Linked DNA regions of Homo sapiens: regions 1, 2, 4 and 5 are each linked to region 3. The links are chromatin contacts, found by Hi-C or POLR2A ChIA-PET in ENCODE. All regions are on one chromosome and are shown on one strand. The core of a region is the stretch at or near the end of the contact, and the rest is flanking DNA. Distances in the headings are between cores, read along the strand shown.

Region 1 (5,014 bases), core at 1-2,500, 850 kb before region 3:
GTCCATTAAGGTTATCTCTGCGGAAACGCACAGGTGAACCTTAGCAGTCCCGCTTAGCTCATCACCCACAATGTTTTGGTTCTTCTCACCCCAGCAAGACCCAGGGACCGGTGTCACTGATAAAGGAGCCAAGCCTCACTGTCCCCGCGCACCAGGACGGCCAGAGAGCCGTGTACTCACAGAACTGTCTCCCTTCTTGGGGGCCGAGGGCTTCCTGGGGAAGAGGATGAGTTTGGAGCGGTACTCCTTCAGCCGCTGCACGTTGGCCTGCAGGGACTCCGTGGACTTGTTCCGCCTCCTCGGATCCACAGAAATGCCGATGGTCCGGGCCACCTTCTTGTGAATGCCGGCCACCTGCCCCAGAACCAGAGAGAGATGGAGACAGGCCCGGGCTTTCTCCAGCCCCGAGGCCTGGATGAAAAGCCTCAGCAATCAGATGGAAAAGGGTTCAAATGTGCTTTCATCAAGGCCGTACAGCGATTCCGGAGAATGTCATCACGCGACTGAGGCCAACAGAGGGGACTTCGGGGCCTTCCTGACACCGCAGCGCTGCCAGTACTCACCCTGAGCTCCTCCAGGCTGAAGCCGCGGCCGGCGCGCACCTTCGTGTGGTACCGAACCGTGGGGCAGCGCACGATGGGCCGGATGGGACCCGACGCGGGGCGCGGGGCGATGCGGCGCGCCTTGGCTTGCCGGGCCTTACGTCTGGTGGAGAGAAGCGCAGCGGCGGTCACCCTTGCCTAAGGCCGCCAGGCCAGCGCTCCGCGACGGTTGCAGACAGCGCCCCCCGCCCTGGCATCGGCCACCCGCAAGCCAAGGCGCAGCCGCGGGCACGAGCCCCAGGGGCAGCCCCGAGCGCAGGGCTCACCTGCGGATCTTACGGGCCGGCTGGTTGAACCACGTGGCCACGCGCCGCTGCCAGTCCTTGTGGAAGTGGGGCTTCAAGACCATGCCATTCCGGCTGGGCGCCATGGCTGCCTACGGCCCTGCGGCTGCGGACGAGAGGGGAGCGAGTGAGAGGCCGGACCCCGGGCGCGCGCACCCCCCCGGGCCTCCGCCCCGAACCCTCCAGACTGGGCCGTCCGGCCGCGCCTAGAGCCCGGGCAGCGGCCGAACGCTGTCTGCGAAGAAGAAGGGGCCCATCCACTCCCGCGTTGGCTGAAGCGCCAGGCCGATGGCGCTGGATGATGCCCAAAGGCCAGGACCCAGTCTCCCTCACCTCCTGCGCAGGAAAACAGCCGAGCGGAAAGGAAGCGGCCCCGCAATGCACTCTGGGATGATAGCAGGGCCGGCCAACCAGAAGCGCCGGGCGCTCTGACCAATCAGAGCCCCGAAAGGAGGAACTGACGTCGCCGCGGCTCTCCCGGCAGCCCTAGGGCCGCCGTCGCAGACATGTTGCCGCTGAGAATGCGGCGGGGCGGCCGTGATTCCTGGGCCCTGAGTAACCGACGGCCGGACTTGCTTGACGTCCGCCGTTACTGCCCCGGCGCTTCAGCCGCTGCGCGGGCCGCGGCCGAGTCCTGTCTTGCGGGCTAACGCGCGCGAGTCCGGTATCTGGGCCGACGGCGAACGGGCGACGCCCGAGGAATTCTGTTTGTTCACATTTGTGAGACACGTTTGCAGCGCAAAGGCAGAAAAACTTCAGTGACATCCGAGTTTGCGCAACCTAAGGCCTTCGTCCTTGTCGTTCCAGCGTTTATTCTCCTCCCATCCATTTAGAACATTTGTGGTTTTTTTTTTTGTTTTTTTTTTTTGGAGACGGAGTCTCGCTCCGTCGCCCAGGCTGGAGTGCAATGGCGCGATCTCGGCTCACTGCAGCCTCCGCGTCCCAGGTTCAAGCAATTCTGCCTCAGCCTCCCGAGTAGCTGGGATTACAGGCGCCCGCCGCCACACCCTGCTAATTTTTGGTATTTTAGTAGACGGAGTTACTGTTGGCCTCTGTCGCTTTCCCTTGGCCCAGGATTAGGTGACTTCTCTAAGGTCAGGGGTACCCGACTGAAAATGTCACACTCTGACCTGCTGTGCCTACTGCCTTCCTTCACAAAGAAAAGCATCAACAAAAAGCCATCTCTTCTCTAGTATAAGTCTGTGAAGGCACCATCCATCTTACTGCTACCTGGAAACCTTTAAATCCCAATAACCCTCTTTCTTCCCTACCCTCACCCAATCACCACGCTTCCTCCTGGTAAAACTTATTATTATTTTTTTTTTTTGAGACGGAGTCTCCCTCTGTTGCCCAGGCTGGAGTTCAGTGGTGCGATCTCTGTTCACTGCAAGTTCTGCCTCCCGGGTTCACGCCATTCTCCTGCCTCTGCCTCCCAAGTAGCTGGGACTACAGGCGCCCACCATCACGCCCAGCTGATTTTTTGTATTTTTAGTACAGACGGGGTTTCACTGTGTTAGCCAGGATGGTCTCGATCTCCTGACCTCGCGATCCGCCCGCCTGGGCCTCCCAAAGTGCTGGGATTACAGGCGTGAGCCACCGTGCCTGGCCAACGTAATCCACATTTTAAGAATTTCACAGTTCCAGCACTTTGGGAGGCTGAGGTGGGCGGATCAGCCGAGGTCAAGAGTTTGAGATCACCCTGGCTAAGATGGTGAAACCCTGTCTCTACTAAAAATACAAAAAAGCTGGGCGTGGTGGCGCATGCCTGTAATCCTAGCTACTTAGGAGGCTGAGTCACCAGAATTGCTTGAACTGGGGAGGCAGAGGTTGCAGTGAGCCAAGATCACATTACTGCACTCTAGCCTGGGCAACAGAGCAAGACTCAGTCTCAAAAAGAAAAAAAAGTATTTCACAGGCCAGGCACGGTGGCTCATGCCTGTAAATCCCAGCACTTTGGGAGGCCGAGGCGGGTGGATCACCTGAGGTCAGGAGTTGGAGACCGGCCTAGCCAACATGGCAAAATCCCGCCTCTACTAAAAATACAAAAATTAGCCATGTGTGGTTGTGTACACCTGTAATCCTAGCTACTCCAGAGAGTAGGACAGGGGAATCACTTGAACCCAGGAGGCAGAGGTTACAGTGAGTCGAGACTGCACCACTGCACTCCAGCCTGGGTGACAGAGTTAAGCCTCCGTCTCAAAAATGAAAAATTTAAGAGCTGGGCGTGCTGGCTCACACCTGTAATCCCAGCATTTTGGGAGCCCAAGGCAGGCAGATCACGAGGTCAGGAGATCGAGACCATCCTGGCTAACATGGTGAAACCCCGACTCTACTAAAAATACAAAAAATTAGCCGGGCGTGGTGGCAGGCGCCTGTGGTCCCACCTACTTGGGAGGCTGAGGCAGGAGAATGGCGTGAACCCGGGAGGCGGAGGTTGCACTGACCCAAGATCGTGCCACTGCACTCCAGCCTGGACTACAGAGCAAGATTCCATCTCCAAAAACAAATAATAATTAAAAAATAATAAATTAATTTCACAAAAGGCTTGGCACAGTGGCTCACACCTGTAATCCCAACACATTGGGAGGCCAAGGCAGGAGGATCACTTGAACTCAGAAATTCGAGTCTAGCCCTGTCTCTACAAAAAGTACAAAAATTAGTCGGGCATAATGGTGCGTGCCTGCGGTCCCAGCTACTTGGGAGGCTGAGTCAGGAGGATTGCTTGAGCCCAGAAGATCGAGGCTGCAGTGAGCCGAGATGGCGCCACTGCACTCTAGCCTGGGCGACAGAGCAAGACTCTGCCAAAAACCAACACAACAGCAAAAAAAAAACAATTACCGAGGACACTACCCTTGGCTACACCAGCTAAAACCCTCCCATCGATGTGCTGGTCTTTGGATTTGGAGAACTGGGGCAAAGGTCAAGGCATCTCTCAGAGATGCCACCCTCGGGTGTGTGACTGCACCTGTGGCTGCCTCCTTACTGCTCCGCCAGCGTTTCAGTGTTGCAGCAACAAGAGGACAATCCACTCACGTCACTGCACCACAGGGAGGGCAGAAGCAAGGGGGCCGGAGTGGGAGCCGCATGCCCCGGAACTCAGGGCCAGGGTGTCCTGGGTCGTCTTCTATCCCTACGGGGTCCAGGCCCCAGATTCCTACAGAAGGAGTTTTTCACTTAGTCCCTGCATTACTCAAATTATAAACTGAAACCACAAGACCCTGTGATCCAGGGCAAGCCCACCAGCTCCTCTGCATTAGAGCTGGCCAGACAATGCAAATGTAGATTTTCCAACTACACAGTTTATTAGTAAAGTATCTCAACAATTCTCAGAGCAGTAAAAACCAAGGCATCCCCAACACTGCATGCGTGACTAGACCAGCAAGAAGTCCTCAACTTGCACCAGTCCACATGGCAGCAGGGGGCAGTGGTGAGTCCTCCGGAGCCCAGTGCCTGGGCCTGACTGGCCCCATTGATGAGTGAGCTGGATGACAGGGCCGCTGGAGATAGGACAATCGGCTCACAGGGTCCTTTCATGTCCGATCCCCTTAGCATTCCGAGGGAGCCACAGGAACTGGGGCGGTCGTGCAAGCGTCGGCATGAACAGGGGTCTGTTTGGAGTCTGAATGCTCTGCTGCCTCTGGGTGGCCTCAGCCACACTGGGAACGACTGTCTATAACCCTGGGAACTCGAAGTGTTCCATGCTCACTCGGGAAGCACTGATAACCTTCCCCATAGGGGAAACGACTCACAAACACAGGACTCCGTCAGTAGTTTCTGCAGAGAAACTTAAAATCATGAAAAGGGTCATCAATCAACAGATCTCAGAAGTCACTGTGCAGGGACTACTGAGGGCCGCGAGAGGAAGTGCAAACCTCAGCTGAAAAGCAACTCAGGGTGGCTGAGTGAGCCCTCACTTCCCGGACCACCCGCACGTGCAGCCAACACCTCCCAACTACTTGGGCCAAGTCGGCTCTTCGCCTCCAAGTGGAGGCTGCTGGGTCTCTTCGGTCTCCTCCTCGCCCAAGTCCTGTTTCTCCCTCTGGGCGTCGATCCACCTCTGCGGTGCGATCATTTTCTTCGGCCCATGGGGCGGCGGGCCAATGAGAGCCTCAATGTCCTCATAGTTTA
Region 2 (5,073 bases), core at 563-3,062, 940 kb after region 3:
ACAGGTGGGTGCCACCACACCTGGCTAATTTTTTTTTTTTTTTTTGTATTTTTAGTGGAGACAGGGTTTCACCATATTGGCCAGGCTGGTCTTGAACTCCTGACCTCGTGATCAGCCCGCTTCAGCCTCCCAAAGTGCTGGGATTACAGGAATGAACCACCACGCCTGGCCTAAGAGAACTTTTAAAGGCTGACTCACACACAAAGTAATAAACTAGATTATTTCCTGATTTATGCTTTCCCTTTGCCAAATTTTGGCTTGTCCTTGTCCTTAATTTGCCTTATTCCTTGATTACCCATCCAAAGATGACATCTTCTAAGTAGTGATAAGCATTTTTACTCTGCTCTTTCAAATCATAACATTCCATGCACTGCAGATGATTTTGCCATTTCTTACGTAATTTGAGGCAAATCCTAGAGTACAATTTCCTAGCAGGCATTTGGATATTACCTATCTTTATTTCTCAGGCTCCACAAATTGAGTACCCTTTCAGGGTGCTATCATTAGCTCTAGCCTACCTATGAAGAAACAAAAGTCCTCCATGTTAGGACATTTGAGGACATGCCCTTAGTACCTAACAGTGTCTGGCACATTTTAAATGGGAAGGTGGAAGGGCCCCCCCATTTTTTTTTTTTTTTAAGATGGAATTTTGCTCTTTTGCCCAAGCTGGAGTGAAGTGGCTTGATCTCAGCTCATTGCAACCTCTGCCCCCTGGGTTCAAGCAATTCTCCTGCCTCAGCCTCCCAAGTAGCTGGGATTACAGGTGCCCACCACCACGCCTGGCTAATTTTTGTAGTTTTAGTAGAGACGGGGGTTTCACCATGTTGGCTAGGCTGGTCTCGAACTCCTGACCTCGTGATCCACTCACCTCGGCCTCCCAAAGTGCTGGGATTACAGGCGTGAGCCACCGCGCCCGGCAGGGACTGTCTTACTCAGGATCTGCAAAATCTTATAACTGTGTGAAATTTTTTTTCTGGGAAAAAAGCACTCATTTGTTTGGTCTGAGGGGAAAAAATGGGGCTAGCCCAAGAGTCGCCCACTTAGTTCTACCCAGGGCGAAGCAATGTGCCTTAACGGGGGGCACGTGCACCCCGGAAAACTCAAGAGAAAATGAGCCGGGCGTGGTGGGCTCCTGTGGTCCCAGCTACTCCAGAGGCGGAGGTTACAGCGAGCCGAGATCGCGCTACCGCACTCCAGCCTGGGCGACAGAGCAAGACCCTGCCTCAAAAAAATAGAAATAAAAAATAAAACTCAGAGGGCACGTCTCCTAGGACACGGGGACAGGCTAGGTGGGGGCACAGGGCGTGAGAATTGGCGAGCATGGCCGGGGTATGTCAGGCCGGGGCTGCCATCTTTTTTGTTTTTTGAAACAGGATCTCGCTCTGTCGCCCAGGTTGGGGTGCAGGGGCGCATTGCTGCCTGGAACTCCTTGACTCAAGCGATCTTCCCGCCTCACCTTCCCGAGGAGCTAGGACCACTGGGCGCGAGACACCACGCCCGGTTAATTTTTTTTTTTTTCTTCTGTAGCGACTGGGGGTGGGGGGTGGTGTCTCGCTTTGTTGCCCAGGCTGATCTCGAACTCCTGGACTCAAGCGATCCGCCCGCCAAGGCCTCCCAAAGCTCCAGGGTTACAGGCATGAGCCACCGCGCCCAGCCCGGGGCCGGTCATCTTTTCCGGGGCCTTATGCAGAGTCCGAGGCCCCCGAGCCCGCTGCCGAAGACGGAGCTCCAAGACCGAACCTCGTAAAGGGCCCAGCCGCACCTCTACCCGGAAGCGGCTCGAACTCGGGGCCGGAAGTGACTCCATTTCTGTGCGCCGAGCTCCGCCCCACGAGCACCTGTTTCCGAGCGGAGAGCGCGGGCCGTTTTCTTTCCTGGTGTCCCGTCGCGGCTTGGGACCCGGCAAGATGGGCAAGAAGGGCAAGAAGGAGAAGAAGGGCCGCGGCGCGGAGAAGACGGCCGCCAAGATGGAGAAGAAGGTGTCTAAGCGCTCGCGGAAGGAGGAGGTGAGCGGGTCAGACCGGGCTTAGCGGCCCGACGTCGCGGCCGTGCAGCCTCGGCCGACTCCCTGCGCCCCCCGGGGTTACGGGTCGGCCGTGGGAGCCGCGCCGGCCCTGCGGGAGAGCTGGAGGCCGTAGGAACTGCCCCGGCGCCGCGTCCGGGCAGCCCAGACGGGGCCCGCCCCCTCCTGAGTCTCCACGTGTGTCTGTCCGCTTCTCGGAGCTGCCCCCTTTAACGTGCTTGCTTTTCTTAGTGTGGTGTCACGGGCGTTTTTCTGCGTTTCCTCCCCCTCCTCCCTTCTCCCTCCACCCTCCCTCTGAAGGGAGGCTGGGTGGTGAGAAGAGGGAGGGGTTTGGCACAGGAAGACCTGAGGTTGAGCCGGGGGCTGCCTCTGCATGATGTGTGGTCTGGGAGTAAGACTCTTAACTTTTCTGAACCTTACTTTTCTTTCAAAAGAGGGCAAATAATCATCACAGCAGCCCTGAGCAGTGAGCAGCAGATGGTTAAGTGAAGAAGGCACTGGAGCCACGGGGTATCCCGTAGCAGCTGATGGCGGCCATCACGGTTGTCTCCTTCCCTCTGGTCCTCAGCCCGGGGTCTGCAGGAGGATCCGTCCTGACCTTGGGGTTGAGTGTTCTGCGGCTGCTGCTCATGGATTCCCTAACCGGGGCCAGTTTTATGGCCTGCCGTGCGCCAGGCACAGCTCCCTGGGCTTTACTCCTCACGAGCAGGTCAGTTCCGTAGCACTGGTATTCCCATTTGACAGGAAGACCAACAGGTGAACCATGAAGTGGTATGGAACTGGGATGTGACCAGATGTCCTGAATCAGGAGCTCTTGACCACAGTCCTTTGTCCCTTTTCTTCCTAAGTCATTGATCTCTCCATGTCCTCATCTCTTAAATAATGGAGTTGGACTTTTCCCTCACACTCCTCTTAGGCTCTTTCTTTTTTTTTTTTTTTTTTTTGACAGAGTCTTGCTCTGTCACCTAGGCTGGGCTGCAGTGGCATGACCTGCTGGCTAGGGTTGTGGCACAGGAAGTCAGTTCATCTGTGTGGTATCTTCAGAATGGTGCTTGGCAGAAAGTAAGCACTCAGTAACCAGCTGTTAGCTGCTTTCTGCTTTTTTTTTTTTTTTTTTTTTTTTTTTTTGAAGGAGTTTCACTCTTGTTGCCCAGGGTGGAGTGCAATGGTGCGATCTCAGCTCACTGCACCTCCGCCTCCCAGGTTCAAGTGGTTCTCCTGCCTCAGCCTCCCAAGTAGCTGAGATTACAGGCATGCACCACCACACCCAGCTAATTTTGTATTTTTAATAGAGACCGGGTTTCACCGTTTTGGTCAGGCTGGTCTGGGACTCCTGACCTCAGGTGATGCGCTCGCCTCGGCCTCCCAAAGTGCTGGGATTACAAGCCGTAAGCCACCTTGCCCCGCCAGTTACCTGTCATTTTTACTCATCTCCATGTCTCCCTCCAGTACCCAATACTAAGGTGATTGTAACAGTAGCTTCCCTTAAGAGAGAGAGCCTGTCAGGCCTGGGGTTTGTATGTTATCTGAATGAACCCTCAAAACAAACTTTTAAAATAAGTGGGCGTCTGATTAGGCTAGACCCACAGAGGATCATCTCTTTCTTAAATTCAGCTGTGTCTGTAATACAACCTAATCACAAGAGTGGTATCCCATTCTTTCACAGTCCTGGCAATTATTGGGGGAAGGATTGGGGACAGTTTGGAATTCTGCTCCCACAGAACTCATGTATCAGGTCACCTGGTTCGCACCTTCACTTAGTCCTGGCCTCTGCCTGTCTTTCCAGCTGTCTCCCTGGGCTCACTCCAGCCACAGTGTCTTTTAGTGTCTCAAACATGGCAAGTTGTGTCTGTGGTCTTACCTATACCCCAACCATACTCCGTCTGAGTCGTCTTTTCAGCATTCAGCTTATTGTCACTTTGGAGAGGCTGTCACTGGCTAGGCCACTGGCGTCACCCAGACCCTACCACCTTGCTCTCCTTCAGTCACCCAATGATGATGAGGTTCAGCCAAGGTCAAAGACCGCTCTAAGTAGCAGCAGCAAAGCTTTCGCGGTACATAGACGTTAGTATTTGAACTGTTTGTTTAACCTCGTTGAGCAAAAAAAGCAAGTTGAAAGAATATACAGTATGATACCATTTAATGACATTTTATTTTTTATTTTTTTTGAGATGGAGTCCTGCTCTGTCACCCAGAGCAAGTGTCGCAGTGGCATGATCTCAGCTCATTGCAACCTCTGCCTCCCAGGCTCAAGCAATTCTCCTGCCTCAGCCTCCCGAGTAGTTTGGGACTACAGGTGTGCGCCACTGTGGCCGGCTAATTTTTGTATTTTTTAGTAGAGACGGGGTTTCACCGTGTTGGTCAGGCTGGTCTCGAACTCCTGACCTCAAATTATCCACCTGCCTCGGCCTCCCAAAGTTCGGGGATTACAGGCGTGAGCCACTGTGCCCAGTCCATTTAATGACATTTAAAAATGTAAAACAATACTATATGTTGCTTAGGGATACACATGTGTAATAAAAGATTGAAGAAAAGCGTGAGACTAATAAGCATCGAGTTCCAGATAGTGGTTACTTGAGGGAATGTGTGGGTGGGTACATGTGGGTGACACTTTATTCCTTACCCTGGGAACCGTATACAGGAATGTCTTGGATAAAGTTCTGTTAACTTGTGTGTTTTAAATATTGCATCGTTTAGAATACTAAGCAGTGTACCCTGCTGACATTCACCCTGAGATGAGAGGTAGACTGAAGGAAGCACGAGGTGGGGCGTGGCAGGCTGAGGGAACCTGGCGTTTTCATTGAAGGAACGGAGAGGACGCTGGTGTATCTTGGAGAGTGAGGCCAGGTGGGAGGTGAGGTTGGAGAGGTGGGTGTGGGGGAGGGAAGATGGTCTGCAGGTGTGTGTAGTTGCAAGCAGGACACTGAAGGCTAGAAGGAACTTGAAATGCCAGGCTCGGGTGTGCATGGGAGTGTCTCGTAAATGTTGGGAAATGGGCACTGGGACTGAGGCGGGAACACTGGGTTCCAGTGCTGCCCTCTGTGCTGGCA
Region 3 (4,970 bases), core at 1,706-4,205:
GAAATGGGGTGGGCCACAGCGAGGGCTCAGTATCCTGGGGCCCCAGAGCTGGCATCTTTAGTGTGCTGGGCTCAACTGGGCCAGGAATGGCTAAGAGGCTCACTCACAGAGTGGCCTGGGCTCCTCCCCTAACCCCACAGAATCAGAACTTCCAGGCCTGGGAACTGCATTTTTAAGAGACAGGGTCTCGATGTGTCACCCAGGTTGGAGTGCAGTGCCACAGTTATAGCTCACTGCAGCCTCAAACTCCTCGATTCATGTGATCCTTCTGCCTCAGCCACCCAGGTAGATAGGACTACAGGTTACAGATATATGCCACCATGCCTAGCTAATTGTTGTATTTTTTGTAGAGACAAGGTCTCACTTTGTTGCCCAGACTGGTCTCAAACTCCTGGCCTTAAGTGACCCTCCTGCCTGGGCCTCCCAGAGTGCTGAGATTCCAGGTATGAGCCACTGCGCCCAGCTGTAATCTTTGTTCATAATAAACTTTCCAGCCATCTGACTCTGGCTCACTACGTCAGGGGTTCTTGGCCCTGGCTGTATGTTAGAATTGCACAAACCAATTAAGTCAAATTGTCTAGGGGTGAGGCCTAGGAGTCTGCATTTTAAAGCTCTCCTGCAATCCTGGCAGGCAGGGTGAAGAGCAGCACCCGGTACAGAGCGGACAATGCCACTGCAAGAGTCACCCTGCACCTGGGGCTCTAAGTCTCTTCCTTCCTGTCAGACACACTTGATGTGCACAGCAGTCCCTCCCTACGTTGAATGGATACCACGTACAAGAGGCCGAATGACCCCCCTGTGGTTCCTTTACAGACAGTAAAGCAAGTCTGTGTTTAACAGCAAGATGCCAGGTGAGGGACTGCAGGTAACTGGCAAGTATCAAGGCTGGGACATGGGAAGTGACCCCCAGGACCCAGCTTTGGGCGTGGGGAGTCTCATACAAGGAGACACAGGTGCTGGGCTTCACCTCCGCACTGTGGACCAGGAGAGCCTCTGCGCCCTACACCACCAGCTGGGATTCAAGCGTGGTGGGTCCACGTGTACATGCTGCGTCTGGGCTCCTGAAACCACGCTGTCCCCTGTGGGTCAGGGAAGGCCAAGGTTTCTCCCACGTGCTGACCTGAATGATCCCTGGGGATCCCAGCTCGATGTAGATTCCTAAGGCCTTCCCCTAGAGAGCCGGCTCCCCACTGTTCCTTGGGACCAGCAAGCACAGCAAAAGCCCTTCTGGCCACAAGGGCCTAGCATACAGCCACAGCAGCCTCTCCTCAGTGAATTCTGCCGGCAGCCTGGTGTTCTTGGCAATTTCAGATGCTCCTGGGTGGTTAAAGAAGTACCTATCTTGGCCAGGTGTGGTGGCTCATGCCTGTAATCCCAGCACTTTGGGAGGCCGAGGCAGGTGGATCACTTGAGGTCAGGAGTTCGAAACCAGCCTGGCCAACATGGTGAAACCCTGTCTCTACTAAAAATACAAAAACAATTGGCCGGGCATGATGGCAGGCACCTGTAATCCCAGCTACTCAGGAGGCTGAGGCAGGAGAATCACTTGAACCCAGGAGGTAAAGGTTGCAGTGAGCTGGGATCATGCACTCCAGCTGTTGCACTCCAGCCTGGGTGACAGAGGGAGACTCCATCTCAAAAAAAACAACAACAACAACAAAAAAACCACGCACCACCACTGGGAATTAAGAGGGCTAAAAGGAGAGAGACCTGGTCCTCCCTTCAGGGAGCTATGAGTCTAGTGGAAACAACTGAACAATACAATGGCTACAAGCCAAGAAAGACATGACAAGCGCCTGGGGGAAAGCTAGAGGTCTTCCAAGCCTCTATCCTGCCACAGATGAAACAAGCATCTCACACGAGATTAAAAACTTTCACCCAGACCATCTGCCAAGTTCCCAAGATGCTCTGATCCGCCCCTAGATGTATTCCAGCTGCCCCCAAACGCCTGGTCCTCCTACAGCTTATCCCAGTCTAGACACCACGGCCCCACTTCCAACTGTCCCCATAAGTTCCATCAGAAACCTCATCAGGGGATCTGTGGCTAGCTCATGGGAAACTTTCCCAAGCAGGAAACCAATGCTTTCGCCTCCACTTCAACACCAGGGGCACGAGGGACCCCATCAGGAGCAGGAATAAAGTAAGTACATGTTTTTAAAAAGAATTAACAAAGCATCACAAGTTGCGGCTATCCTGTCTGCTAGCGAGGCCATGTTTGCCAGGGTCTCAGCCACCTCCAGGCCTCACCTGCAGAAGGCATCTCCGGCTCGTATCACCACAACGGGCTGCGCTTCCTTGCACTTCACACACTTCTGCTCACGGCTTTGGAGATGGGAGGGGGGAGAAGAGAGAAACACAGATCACATCTTCCCCACGCCTAGTGGGCTTTGGGGAGACAGCTCCTGTTTCTCACCCTGAGTTGGGTCAGAGAAAGGCACCTCGGTACACACACAAACCCAGGCTTGTGTTCTGTCCAAACTTCAAGAAAAACAAAGGCTCTGGGGGGATGTTTAGCCTAGAAAAGCCGGCTCAGGGGGCACATAAAGGCCGCTTTTCAGTCTCCCAAGGCTGACACGGGGAGGCGAGACAGCTTCACGGCACCAGTTCTCTCCGAATAAGGACAGCACTGTCAGCGGCAGAGCCGTCCCCAGTGGCTGCTAGGATGAGAGGCGCGAGCCAGTGGAGTAAGTCCCCTTCTAGGTGGCCGTCACCGCTTGACAGGCATTCCCCGAGTGCTAGGGAGCGAGGTCCCGCTCTCCACGCGGGGCTTCCCGGAGCAAGCCCGGCCGGGACCCTTCGGGGCAGGAGTGCGGCGGGAAGGCGAGGGGCGGCCTGGCGGGTCCGGCCGCCAGCTCTTACCTGGGCCGCGGCGCCGGGGGCGGCTCCTCAGGCGCCGGCTCCCCGTAGTCCTCGCCCACCTGACACATGGGCACGCCGGGTCCCGTCGCAGACTGTGGCGGCGACAGCGCGAGGGCGCGCCCCGATGACGTCGGAGTGGCGCCGTGACGGCCGCGAAGCCCGGCTGGGGGCGGCGCCCTACGATGACGTCAGCGCGGCGCAGTAGCGGCTGTGACTAGCGGGCCGGCCCGGGCCAGGACAGCGGGCGGCGGGCGGCGCGGGCCTGGCCCCGGGATGGCTATGTTCCGCAGCCTGGTGGCCTCGGCTCAGCAGCGGCAGCCGCCGGCCGGGCCGGCGGGCGGCGACAGCGGCCTGGAGGCGCAGTACACCTGCCCCATCTGCCTGGAGGTCTATCACCGGCCCGTGGCCATCGGCAGCTGCGGCCACACGTGAGCGCGCCCGCCCAGGGGCCGCGGGGAGGGGGCCGTGCCCCGCCGCGGGAGGGGTCGCGAGGCCGGCGGCCGCCCCGGTGCAGCTCCGGACTGGGCGCGCGGGGACTCGGGGCGCCGGGGCCTCGGGGCGCGTGGGGTCCGGGTTTCCCTGTGCCGCGCCGCCTCTGCCCTCTGGGCGCGTTCATCCCCCGCCCAGCCTCCTTCGCGCCAGCCGCAGGCGCCCGGTCCGACTGCTGCTTCGGTTCACCGGGCGACCTGCGGCCCTGCCCAAGCTCGGGGTCCCCGGCGGCTGCGGCGGGCGCTCCGGTACTCAGAGGGCAGCAGGTGCCACCGCTCCGCCAGTGGTGGTGGATTTGGGCTTGTGCGGCTGGAATGGGCAGTTGTAAATAAATAACTTGTAGTTTTTGCTATCAACTCTTGTTCGGACCCGCTGTCTGCCTGTTTTGACTACAGAGGAAAGGAGTTCCCTAAAGTTTAGAGGGGCTTGTTTGGAGTCTGATGTTCTTAGTTTTGTTTGAAGGAGAACTTGAGTCACACCGATCACTGAGTAGCCAGGCAGGCTGGTCCACAGAGGAGCAGACACTGACCACCTTGCTGGGGTTTCCAGCTGCACCAGGGCTCACAGCCGGCTCCTCCAGGGTGTTTCAGGAACAGAAACTGGAGGACGTGGCTCTCCTGGCGGGGAGCTGTGCTCAAGTATTCTGGAGCTGCCAGCCCCGTTGGGAGGAAGCCTAGATCAGTGTCTGCTCCCTCCTAAGTGCTGAATAATACAGCTCTTGAGCAAAATCAGCAGTGGCAGGGGAGAGAGAGAGCAGGAGGGCTTCCCCGCAGACATCCAAGCTGCTGAGGTGGTGGAGTGGAGGGGGGTGCACCCAGACTGGTAGGAGGCTCTAGAACATTTTGCAAGCAAAGTCAGCTGACTTCAGGGGCTCCTGGTACAGAGGGAGCTGGGACTGCTAGGTGGATGTGTGCTGGTCACCCACGGAGGTGGCAGGGCCAGTGTCAGGATGCAGAGCTGCCTTCATTACCTGTGTCAGGCAGCACAGGCGCCTGCCCACGCTGGGACAGCTCTACCTACTTCTCTTGTGAGGCTGCTACAGGCTCTGCCCCTGCTCCTCCATCTCACTTAGCCGTGACATTTTGGGGGGGCAGCCTCTGAACGGGAATATTTTTTTTTGAGACAGAGTCTTGCTCTTGTCACCCAGCCTGGAGTGCAGTGGCGCCATCTCGGCTCACCGCAACCTCCATCTCCTGGGTTCAAGTGATCCTCCTGCCTCAGCCTCCAGAGTAGCTGGGATTACAGGCACCCGCCACCACGCCCGGCTAATTGCTGTATTTTTAGTAGACAAGGGGTTTCACCATGTTGGCCAGGCTGGTCTCGAACTCCTGACCTCCGGTGACCTGCCCGTCTCAGCCTCCCAAAGTGCTGGGATGACAGGCGTGAGCCACCGCGCCTGGCAGGACTTCCTTCTTGTGAGCAGGTAGCGGGTGTTTGAAGGTGTGTTCCGCACCTTCTCATCTGTTACTGAGCGCTGTGAGGCTTGACTTAGGCCTTGTTTTAGAAAAGCCTCCCGTAGGCTTTGGGTGCCAACACCTTCACCGTGTGGTCGGCCACAGCATCTCCACTTTCCTAACCTGCACAAATTGGTCTTTGCCCTTCTTTTTCAAATATGTCTTTTC
Region 4 (4,695 bases), core at 1,156-3,655, 1.0 Mb before region 3:
GACTACAGATGCCCGCCACCACGCCCAGCTAATTTTTTGTATTTTTTAGTAGAGATGGGGTTTCAGTGTGTTAGCCAGGATGGTCTCGATCTCCTGAGTTCGTGATCCACCTGCCTCGGTCTTCCAGAGTGCTGGGATTACAGGCGTGAGCCACTGCGCTCGGCCCAGAACAAACTCATCTTGATTTTTGTCTGGAAAAACTATTTCCAAAAAAGTCCCAAGAATAGGCTGCAGGTGAATGTGAGTCGCAGGTCGAAGTTGCAGGCCAAAAGCTCTGCACACGGCCGTGGCCTTCTCACTCTAGTGGCTGGGTTCTGAGGGTGTGTTAGTCCGTCCCCATGCTGCTGTAAATAGCTGCCTGAGGCTGGATAATTTATAAAGAAAAGACGTTTAATTGACTCACAGTTCCGCATGGCTGGGGAAGGCCTCAGCAAACTCACAATCATGGCAGAAGGCGTCTCCTCACAGGGCGACAGGAGCGAGAATGAGCACTGAACAAAGGGGAGAACCCCTTATAAAACCATCGGATCTCGTGGAATTCACTATCACGAGAACAGCATGGAGGAAGCTGCCCCCAAGATTTAATTATCTCCACCTGGTCCTGCTCCAGACCTGTGGGATTACAATTCAAGATGAGATTTTGGGTGTGGATACAGAACCAAACCATGTCAGAGGCCAAGGATCTCAAGACAAGGCCAGGGTATGGCATGTTTATGATTTAGCCTTGGAATTCATTCCACATCAGTTCTATTCCATGGGTTGAGGCAGGTGCAAAAACCCACCCAGGCCTATGGGAGGAGAGCTAGGCCCACTGCTGGATGGATGGACTGGTGTTGCCAAATTCAGTGAGGACAAAGGCAGAACAGTTACCTCCACCCTCCTCCGCATCAGAAGAAGAATAAAGATGAGACTTACGAAGTTAGCTGTCCTGAGGACTGGTGTGGACCCATGGTGGCACTGGGCACCAAGAGTGAGTTCAGTAAACAGTAAGTAAAAGAGCTCCCTGTCCAGAGGTGGCCACCTAGATAACTCAGGGAGATCCACCGACTGCATCACGATTTTTTTTTCCAGACATTCTCGCTCTGTCACCCAGGCTGGAGTGCAGTGGCACGATCTTAGCTCACTGCAACCGCAACCTCTGCCTCCCAGGTTCAAGTAATTCTCCTGCCTCAGCCTCCCAAGTAGCTGGGCTTACAGACATGTGCCACCACGCCCGGCTAACTTTCGTATTTTTAATAGAGACGGGGTTTCACCATGTTGGCCAGGCTGGTCTTGAACTCCTGACTTCAGGTGATCCGCCCGCCTCGGCCTCTCAAAGTGCTGGGATTACAGGCGTGAGCCACCGCACCCGGTCATGATCACTATTTCTAAGATGCCAGCAGGGAACTTCCAGGTAAAAAATCTAAGAAAAAGGGGGGACCTCGCCGCCCAGGCCCAGGGAAAGTTTCAACAAACTTGGGCCTTGGTTTTGGTGGCCTGGAGAGATGAGGGACACAGACGTGAAGTAGCAAAGCCTGCCCAAAGCGGGGGTGTGGGGTAGGGGTGGGTTTCGGCTGGGACCTCCAAGGGTCTCCCTCATCCTCCTCTACTTCTGGGCAATGCGAGAAAGTGGCTGTAGCACAGAACAGAGGAACCCGAGCGAAGAAAACGTCCCCGGGAAGTCGTGGCCCAGATTTAGCCTGGGTGGATCCGCAGCCCAGGTCAGCTTTTAGCCTAGAGAGGGGGGCGGCTTCGCCCTGCCTCAGAGACCCGCCCAGACGATGCTCTCAAGGGCTGCAGATGGCAAGTGCAGGAGGCCGGGAAGCGGAGCCAGCATAAACAGAATCTGAGGTCCCCGCATCCACCTGAGGCTGCTGTTTCAGACGAGGCTGAAAGGCTTGTCCTTCCGCCCACCTTCCGTGCCGCGGGCCCCTCCCTCAAGGGGATGGCCCCGCCCCACAGGGGAGGCCCGCCCCCGGATCCGGCCAATCCCCGCCAGGTAATGCAGGTGGCCCCGCCCCGCAGGAAAGGCTCTTCCCAGGATCCAGCCAATCCCCGCCAGGTAATGCCGGTGGCCCCACCCCCCAGGGGACGAGCCCGCGCACCTGCTTCCCCGCGGCCGGGTCGCCTGGGGCTGGGTCCCTGTCTCGTGGGGAGGAGCGGCCCAGGCACAACGTTCCCTGAGCGCCTGCCATGAGCCCGCAGCCCTCGGCCCAGCGGCGTCGTGAACGATACCGGTCCCGCGAGGAGACGGGCGACGCGGTGACAGGAGGCTCTCGGGGTGCCTCGCGCAGGGGCTCGGCCGGGCTGACACCTCCTCCTCCCCTTTCACCAGGCCCCGCCCCTCCTAAATTATTCGGAGGCGGGGCCTGCGCCAAGCCCCGCCCCGCCCCCAGCGTCACGGCCGCGGACCCCGGGCGGAGCCGACTCCCGGCGGAAGCGCGCGGCGCGCGGGGAGGCCCGAACTGATCCGCGGCGGCCGGAGACCGCTGGGGACAGACAGGTAGCGCCGTCACCCGCGGGATCCGCAGCTCCATCTGCCGGGCGAAGGGGCTCTGGTCGGGAGAGGGCTCAGCGGGCGGAAGCGCGTCTCTAGAGAAGGGTGCGGTCGATAACCGGGGGCGCCCCTGGAAGGCCGAGGTACCCAGGCTGGAGGGAGGGGCTGGAGGTGCGGGGGCGCTCAACTGGAGGGGCCTGGATCGCTGGGTGGGCGGGCAGCTGATGGGGCCGAGGTCTCCAGCGTAGGGGGTGCCGAAGATACCGGGGGCGCCCAGCCGCTGGGGGCGGGGTCTCCAGGCTCGAGGGGTCCTGGGGACGCTGGGTGAGGGTTCGGGGAGAGCGCGGCGGGCTGGGCGCGGCCTTAGGTCCCTGACCCCCCCGACCCCCGTCCGCCGCAGGATGGGCAGCAGCTCGCTGTCCGAGGACTACCGCCAGTGCCTGGAGCGCGAGCTGCGACGGGGCCGCGCGGGCGTGTGCGGGGACCCCTCGCTGCGCGCGGTGCTCTGGCAGATCCTGGTGGAGGACTTCGACCTGCACGGGGCGCTGCAGGACGACGCGCTGGCTCTGCTCACCGACGGGCTGTGGGGCCGCGCCGACCTGGCGCCCGCGCTACGCGGCCTGGCTCGCGCCTTCGAGCTTCTGGAGCTCGCCGCGGTGCACCTGTACCTGCTGCCCTGGAGGAAGGAGTTCACCACCATCAAGGTAGGCGCCAGGCCAGGAGGAGCGCGCCCCTCGTCCTGGCCTGCGGGTCGCGGGGCCGCCGACCATGGGGGACCACGCCTTTCGAGAGAGAGGGGCTTCAAGTGTCCTCAGTGCCTGGTGGGCTCCTCAAGGCTCCGAGCGCTGAGGGGTCGTGGGCGTGTGGGGGCACCCACTCCTAGGGCTGAGAACATGGGGTGGGCGAGGGCAGGCTTGGGTGCTGCCTACGGGGTCCTGCCCTGAGAGCTTGCGTCAGTGTCTTCCCTAAGAGGCCTCGCGGCCCCAGTTGCCATGGAAATCTTAGGACGGGGGCACAGAAGGGACTTGAGTTCCCATGGTCATCCTAATTCCTCCAGGTTATGGGCCAATCCCATTTGCAGAGGAGGCCGCCGAGGCTGGGAGGACTGCAGATGGGTGCATCCCTGTGAAGTCTCAGGGCTGGGCTCAGACCTAGTGAACTCCACGGCCTGGGGCGGGAGGCTGTGCCCAGGGCTGGCCTGGCCTCTCCAGGTGAGCTCCTGGCGGCAGGAGGGGGCAGGGCCGCCGGGAGCTCTGAGCTAATTCGGAAGAGTAGGAAGCCGATGACGTCACTGGGCACGTGGGCGAGCTACGCCTCCGCCGGTTGCCATGGCAGCGGCAGTCTCTCCGCGGCTCCCCGGGGACACCTGCTGGTCGGAGGCGCCAGGACTTTCATTCATGAGAGAGGACGGACAGGCCCGCCCTTGAGGCCTCCCAGGGGGCGGGGCGGGGGAATAACCGGCTTCAGTGCCGGACAGCCCTGGTTTGGACTTAGTTCTGCTGCTTCCTGGCCGCGAGGACTTGGCCAAATTAGCTAATCTCTGTCAGCCCCTTTCCTCCTGAGACAGCGACACGGGAACAGTCCAGTTCATGGGGCCAGAGGAATGAATCAAAGCCCCGAGCTCAGTGCTGCAGGCACTGGGCGCTCCACACGTGGGCCGTGTCCAGGCATTAGATGCTAGGAGTCCCGGAGTTAGGGAATTTGAGAGTCAGGAGACGCTCGCAGTGATTGTCCTGAGCTCCTTTAGTTCTTCACCTAAGTGTAGGCTAGAAAGCACTCAGCCAGGCCGGGCGCGGTGGCTCACGCCTGTAATCCCAGCTCTTTGGGAGGCCGAGGTGGGCAGATCACGAGGTCAGGAGATTGACACCAGCCTAACCAACATGGTGAAACCCCGTCTCTATTAAAAAATACAAAAATGAGCTGGGTGTGGTGGCACGCGCCTGTAATCCCAGCTACTCAGGAGGCTGAGGGAGGAGAATCACTTGAACCTGGGAGGTGGAGGTTGTAGTGAGCAGAGATCGAGCCACTGCACTCCATCCTGGTGACAGAGTGAGACTCCGTCTCAAAAAAAAAAAAAAAAGAGCACTCACCCTTCTACCGTCCCACGGCTGTCAGCCCAGTGCATGGACAGCCTCTGGAGAGCGCTGAAAACAGACGTGTCACCCCCATGGTGGAATACTACACAGCAGGGGGAATGAACGTTACAGCTTCTGTCCTTG
Region 5 (4,942 bases), core at 692-3,191, 760 kb after region 3:
ATCAGCTTACTCAGAGCTGTGGAGAATGACCTAAAGAAACCACTCAAGATGTAAACCTCTTTGAAGAACGGGGCTGAGAGGTGGGGCAGGGGACCATTGCTTTTCATTGTAAGTCTTTCATTGACGTTCCTATTGTATACATTATATTGATTAAAATACTAAATATATGGGCTTTTTTTTTTAAGAACATAGGCTTCAGACAGACTGAATTCGAACCCTGGCTCTGTAAATCTGAGCAAGTCCCTTAGTGTCTGCGGGCCTAGTCACCTCATCTATAAAGTGGACGCAGCCTCTGCCTCCTGGGTCATGATGAAGCACCCGAGATGTTGAGCTGCCCCCACGCAGCGTGGAATCACAAATGGAAGCTCTTTTTTAAAAAGATTAAAGCCCCAGGCTGGACAACAAGGCGAAACCCCCTCTCTACGAAAAATACAAAAATTAGCCGGGGTGGTGGCGTCTGTGGTCCGAGCTACTCAGGAGGCTGCGGTGGGAGGATCACTTGAGCCAGGGAGGCCGAGGCTGCAGTGAGCCAAGATCACGATACTGCATTCCAGTCTCGGGGACCGAGTGAAACCCTATCTCCAAAAAAATAAAAATATTAACGCCAATGATGACAGAATCCAACATCGCAAGAATATATTCTTATTTTAATCGCCAGACACGGGAAGTGGACCCACATACAGAATTTTACCGCGTTTTGGTGTTTTCTTCTAGCACTGGATATCTGCGAGCTGCGTGTTAAATGACCAGATCCAGTTTTTATTTGACGTTTCCTGAGCTTACTCAGAACCACTCACTACTCCAAGTTATTTTTCTGTCCCCTAAGAACTTCCAGCTAAAAGTGAACCCTACAACTGCCTCCTCTTATCAATTATTTACTGTAGTGCGAGTTCCAGCATCGCCATCAGGCCCTGGAGTACATTCCTGGGCAGAACAGGCAACTCCAAACAGGGCAATTACCTGTTCCACATCAACAACTGTGTGACCCGGGCCCTCCCCGGTCAGGGTGCAAGCTCGCTACCCTTCAAAGCCCACACTCGCTCCACTTGCTCACAGTTCTTCAGGGATGATGTATTTCTCCAATAGCAAGACAACCCCTACCATCTCATCAGTGAAAAACATCAGTCCTCTATCAAGGCAATCTCTCCAATTTGCTCACACAGTGTGGATGGAATGTCATCTACTTTCTGCATCCTAGGGGGGAAAAAGAAAACGGCCACCTTCCTTAAGGACTAGATCACAGAAATCGCACAAACGTGCTGGGGAGGGGGCACCCCGAGGTCCTCGTTCATCGGGGCCCCTCGGGGGACGGGCTGGGGTCGTCGCCGAGGTCTGCGGTCCCCGAGAGCGCCCCTTGCGTGTGCAAGTCCTGGGCTATGGGGCTCCGGTCCACAGCCACGGAGGAGGCACAAAAACGATGCCTGTCGCTCCCGCCTGGCTGGCAGGAGCGACCCCCTTGGGAGACTTCGGGCCCCAGAGGAGCCCGGGCGCGGTTCTAGGCCTTTCCAGTCTCCCCGCCGTGGCTCCGGGTCCTTCCCGCGGGGCGAGGCCCGGGACAGAGGTCGGGAGCGCGAGGCCCCCGGGCCGGGCTGCGGCAGCCGCGGCTCAACGGACGCCGGGCGCGGTGGGGCCGGGGGTGCGGAAGCGAGGAAGCGGGAGCCCCTCTTCCGGGGCGCGGCCGGGGACGGGGAGCGGGGCCCGGGGGGCGATCGCCCGGCCCGGGCGGTTGGCGGCGGCGGGGCTGCGGCGCGGGCGGCCCGGCGGGCGGGAGGAGGAGGGAGGAGGGAGATCTCGCTCTCGCTCTCGCCCCGCGGGAAGGGGGAGGCGGAGGCGCGACCGGCTGCGGGAGCTGCAATTACCGTGTGGGCTGCGGAATTCTCGTGGTGTTTGTCGGGGAGATGCGATAATGGCGTCCGTCCTCGCGAGAGAAGCCGCCGCTCTGCGCAGGCGCCGCGAGCCCCTCCCCGCGACGCTCGGCCCCCGCCCTCCGCGCAGGCTCACTGGGCGCGCGGGCCCGGGGGCGGGGCACCCCTGTGGCAGTGAGGCCAGCTGCGCGCGCTTTTCCCGCTCGGCCTCCTGGTGAGCATGCGCAGGCGGCCTTCTTCCGCGACGGTACCGGCTTCCCAGGGCTTTTTTCCCCCCGTTTTTCGCCCACGCCCATGGCCTGCGTGAGAACAATCACCTCAGTGGACGGTCTGAGGAATTTGCATCTTCTTTGAGACGGAATGAATACGCATTAGCTCCCTCAACTACTACACCTCCCAGGGTGCCCTGCGCAAGCTGGGAGCCATGCATTCGGGGACTCGTAGTCCCTGCGTCTGGGCCATGCCTGCCGGGACTTGTAGTCTCTCCGGACTCCGGTGGCCCGTCCTGTCCCCGCACCAAGGGTTGCTGGGACTTGTAGTTACGATGTCTCAGGTGGGCTGTGCGCCCCCAGCGGGTCCTACCTGCTGCTGCGGCGGGTCCTGCCCTGAGGTTCCGGAGCGCTTGGTGGCGTTTTCCCTGACATAAGTGGTCAGGGGTCCCCAGTGTCTATCCAGAGGGGCCTGAGTGCACGCGCGCGGGACTTAGCACACGCGGCAGTGATTATGGTCTTAGATAAGTCCTATAGGTAACACATAATATAAATAAGTGATGGCGGCCGGGCACGGTGGATCACGCCTGTAATCTCAGCCCTGTGGGAGGCCAAGGCGGGCGGAACACCTGAGGTAAAGGGTTCGCGACCAGCCTGGCCAACATGGCGAAACCCTGTCTCTACTAAAAATACAAAATTATGCCGGGCGTGGTGGCGGGCGCCTTGTAATCCCAACTACTCGGGAGGCTGAGGCAGGAGAATCGCTTGAGCCCGCGAGTCAGAGGTTGCAGTGAGCCGAGATCGCGCCACTGCACTCCAGCCTGGCGACAGAGCGAGACTCTGTCTCAAAAAAAAAAAAAGTGATGACGTGAATGTGCACACGTAGAATAAATGTGCAAATGTGCGTTTGTGGGTAATCACAGGAAAAAATTCCCAAACCATAGCGCAGTTCCCAGAAATGTCATTCCTGGTTATCTCCCTCTGCTAATCTAGGATTACCTTGCCTTTCATTTTCTTCTTTATACTCGCCTCTGTTTCCTCAATTATTTGCAATGAGCAAGAATGCCTTTGAGCTCCCAAACACAGGGCGAGGCAGCTATTTTCACTGGGAAAAAGAAAATGCTGGCCGGGCGCGGCGGCTCACGCCTGTAATCCCAGCACTTTGGGAGGCCGAGGCGGGTGGATCACGAGGTCAGGAGATCGAGACCATCCTGGCTAACACGGTGAAACCCCGTCTCTACTAAAAATACAAAAAATTAGCCCGGCGCGGTGGCAGGCGCCTGTAGTCCCAGCTACTCGGGAGGCTGAGGCGGGAGAATGGCGTGAACCCGGGAGGCGGAGCTTGCAGTGAGCCGAGATGGCGCCACTGGACTCCAGCCTGGGCAGCAGAACGAGACTCCGTCTCAAGAAAAAAAAAAAAAAAAAGAAAGAAAGAAAAACAAAATGCTTTACCTTGAATTTCCTGCCCAACTCCCTTTTGCCAATAATAAAAACAGGATTCAGCGCAGTCATGGGCTATGCGACCTTGGGCAACCTTACCGAGTTAAAGTCTCCTCCAGAATTAGGCTTGGAGGTTCCACTGAGGCTGGTGGCTGGGTTACTTCGTGGCAAAAGTGCCTTACAAACACTCCAAGGAGGAGCCTTGGCAAAATGGCAGCGCTGGGACAGGTGTTGATCTGAAGATGGGACTTGTCCTTTTTCAACATGAAGATCAGCTCCAAAGAGATTAGAAAAATTGTCCAGCGAGGCCACAGGGCTGGAGAGAGGCACAAGCTGAGTTTGCAGTCCAGAGCGCCTTGCTTAGAGTGTGGAGTCCACTCACATGGAGGGAAAGGGTGCGTGCGATAGCTGACACAGAATATTCCCTCCGGCAGTGGGGACAAAACATGTTCTAGGGACGCACGCCTTTTGTCTCCACCTCCACCTCAATCACGGCTGCATTCAAATATTAATACTTGCCCATGTAAGAATTCTTAGCATCCACGCCGGAATATCTGGCTTGAAAACACAAACCTAGGGTGATGTCGTTCCTGTTGTTTCAAAACATTCCCAAGTCCGTGTCTGGAGCTGCACTTCCCCTATCCCCAGGCCTTGTGCAATGCTGGGCTCGGCGTCATGAACAGGTGTGAGTGGACAAGAGGAGGAACTTGTGGGCAAAGGTGAATCCATCTGTGACCATCCAACAAGCTACAGTGAGGTTTGTTGAAGGCCACTGCTGACTAGGCATTATCAGAAATTAAGCCAATCAAAACTATGATTGTGCTGCAGTTAGTGATTGTTTTGTTTTGTTTTGTTTTGTTTTGTTTTGTTTTGTTTTGTTTTGTTTGCATCAGGGTCTTGCTCTGCCATCCAGGCTGGAGTGCGATGGTACAATCAGAGCTCACTGCAGCCTCTACCTCTCGGGCTTAAGTGATCTTCTCGCTTGAGCCTCCAGAGTAGCTGGGACTGCAGGCATGCACCACCACCATTGCCTGATTTTTTTTTATTTTTTGTAGAGTCAGAGGTCTCAATATGTTGTCCAAGCTGGTCTTGAACTCCTGGACTCAAGCGGTCCTACCGCCTTAGCCTCCCAAAAAGTGTTAGGGTTACAGGCATGAGCTACTACACTTTTTTATTTTTGATGGTTTTGATTTAGTTTTTATTTTGCTGCTCAGGAAGCTAAAAAAGGAAGGCATTGTTCAATATTGGCATATAGTTGATTCACCGTAATTTTAAAAATGAAGTAGCTAGTCATCAGCAAAGACAGCTGTCTGTAGTGAAGGTTCGCTTACTCACCAGTCGGTACAAGGATCCAATCTGGCCTGGAGTTAATGAAGTTACAGTCACATTAGTGAGGGCATTATAAGAGGAGCGGGAAGTGCACTCTGG

Evidence for each region. Hi-C counts contacts between places; a loop is a spot of excess contacts on that map. ChIA-PET counts read pairs that join two places held with the same protein, here RNA polymerase II (POLR2A). Pooled maps may share reads with other maps.
Region 1: a loop to region 3 is called in a pooled map, with 6 times the contacts of the local background. The contact joins the promoter of RPL13 here to the promoter of CTU2 in region 3. A Hi-C loop is called at or near these places in 7 of 50 pooled maps.
Region 2: a map of ascending aorta shows a loop between it and region 3 (9-fold over the local background). The contact joins the promoter of KLHDC4 here to the promoter of CTU2 in region 3. A Hi-C loop is called at or near these places in 2 of 168 maps with a recorded cell type or tissue (CD8-positive, alpha-beta T cell and ascending aorta) and 8 of 50 pooled maps. POLR2A ChIA-PET finds 5 or more read pairs at or near these places in 1 of 52 experiments (H1).
Region 4: a loop to region 3 is called in a map of CD8-positive, alpha-beta T cell, with 6 times the contacts of the local background. The contact joins the promoter of SPATA2L here to the promoter of CTU2 in region 3. A Hi-C loop is called at or near these places in 1 of 168 maps with a recorded cell type or tissue (CD8-positive, alpha-beta T cell), 5 of 37 single-sample maps with no recorded cell type and 7 of 50 pooled maps. POLR2A ChIA-PET finds 5 or more read pairs at or near these places in 1 of 52 experiments (T-cell).
Region 5: a loop to region 3 is called in a map of ascending aorta, with 17 times the contacts of the local background. The contact joins the promoter of BANP here to the promoter of CTU2 in region 3. A Hi-C loop is called at or near these places in 5 of 168 maps with a recorded cell type or tissue (CD14-positive monocyte, CD8-positive, alpha-beta T cell, ascending aorta and 1 more), 6 of 37 single-sample maps with no recorded cell type and 17 of 50 pooled maps. POLR2A ChIA-PET finds 5 or more read pairs at or near these places in 1 of 52 experiments (activated CD4-positive, alpha-beta T cell).

The regions. Positions count from the first base shown.
Region 1 is chr16:89,556,918-89,561,931 of GRCh38, reverse strand. RPL13 (ribosomal protein L13) reads right to left here and starts at 1,250. Exons shown (of 6, transcript NM_000977.4): 1 at 1,220-1,250; 2 at 869-992; 3 at 564-705; 4 at 181-354. The coding sequence starts at 972. SNORD68 (small nucleolar RNA, C/D box 68) reads right to left here and starts at 502; the gene lies at 431-502. SPG7 (SPG7 matrix AAA peptidase subunit, paraplegin) reads right to left here. Exons shown (of 17, transcript NM_003119.4): 17 at 4,166-5,014. The coding sequence ends at 4,839. RefSeq lists silencers at 668-717, 778-1,047, 2,589-2,808 and an enhancer at 1,158-1,267.
Region 2 is chr16:87,762,725-87,767,797 of GRCh38, reverse strand. KLHDC4 (kelch domain containing 4) reads left to right here and starts at 1,812. Exons shown (of 12, transcript NM_017566.4): 1 at 1,812-2,006. The coding sequence starts at 1,908. LOC105371399 (a long non-coding RNA gene) reads right to left here and starts at 1,757. Exons shown (of 3, transcript XR_933871.3): 1 at 1,457-1,757. LOC102724467 (a long non-coding RNA gene) reads left to right here. Exons shown (of 4, transcript NR_120309.1): 4 at 1,374-1,467. RefSeq lists enhancers at 1,717-1,776, 1,857-1,916, 1,900-2,524.
Region 3 is chr16:88,704,488-88,709,457 of GRCh38, reverse strand. CTU2 (cytosolic thiouridylase subunit 2) reads right to left here and starts at 2,955. Exons shown (of 15, transcript NM_001012759.3): 1 at 2,860-2,955; 2 at 2,248-2,322. The coding sequence starts at 2,927. RNF166 (ring finger protein 166) reads left to right here and starts at 3,050. Exons shown (of 6, transcript NM_178841.4): 1 at 3,050-3,287. The coding sequence starts at 3,133. RefSeq lists silencers at 2,687-2,996, 3,037-3,316 and an enhancer at 2,938-3,575.
Region 4 is chr16:89,699,415-89,704,109 of GRCh38, reverse strand. SPATA2L (spermatogenesis associated 2 like) reads left to right here and starts at 2,405. Exons shown (of 3, transcript NM_152339.4): 1 at 2,405-2,482; 2 at 2,877-3,180. The coding sequence starts at 2,878. RefSeq lists silencers at 1,810-2,529, 2,700-2,799 and an enhancer at 3,802-4,667.
Region 5 is chr16:87,948,433-87,953,374 of GRCh38, reverse strand. BANP (BTG3 associated nuclear protein) reads right to left here and starts at 1,941. Exons shown (of 14, transcript NM_001386991.1): 1 at 1,860-1,941. RefSeq lists silencers at 1,446-1,545, 1,566-1,625, 1,656-1,775, 1,786-2,085 and enhancers at 1,374-2,016, 2,276-2,585.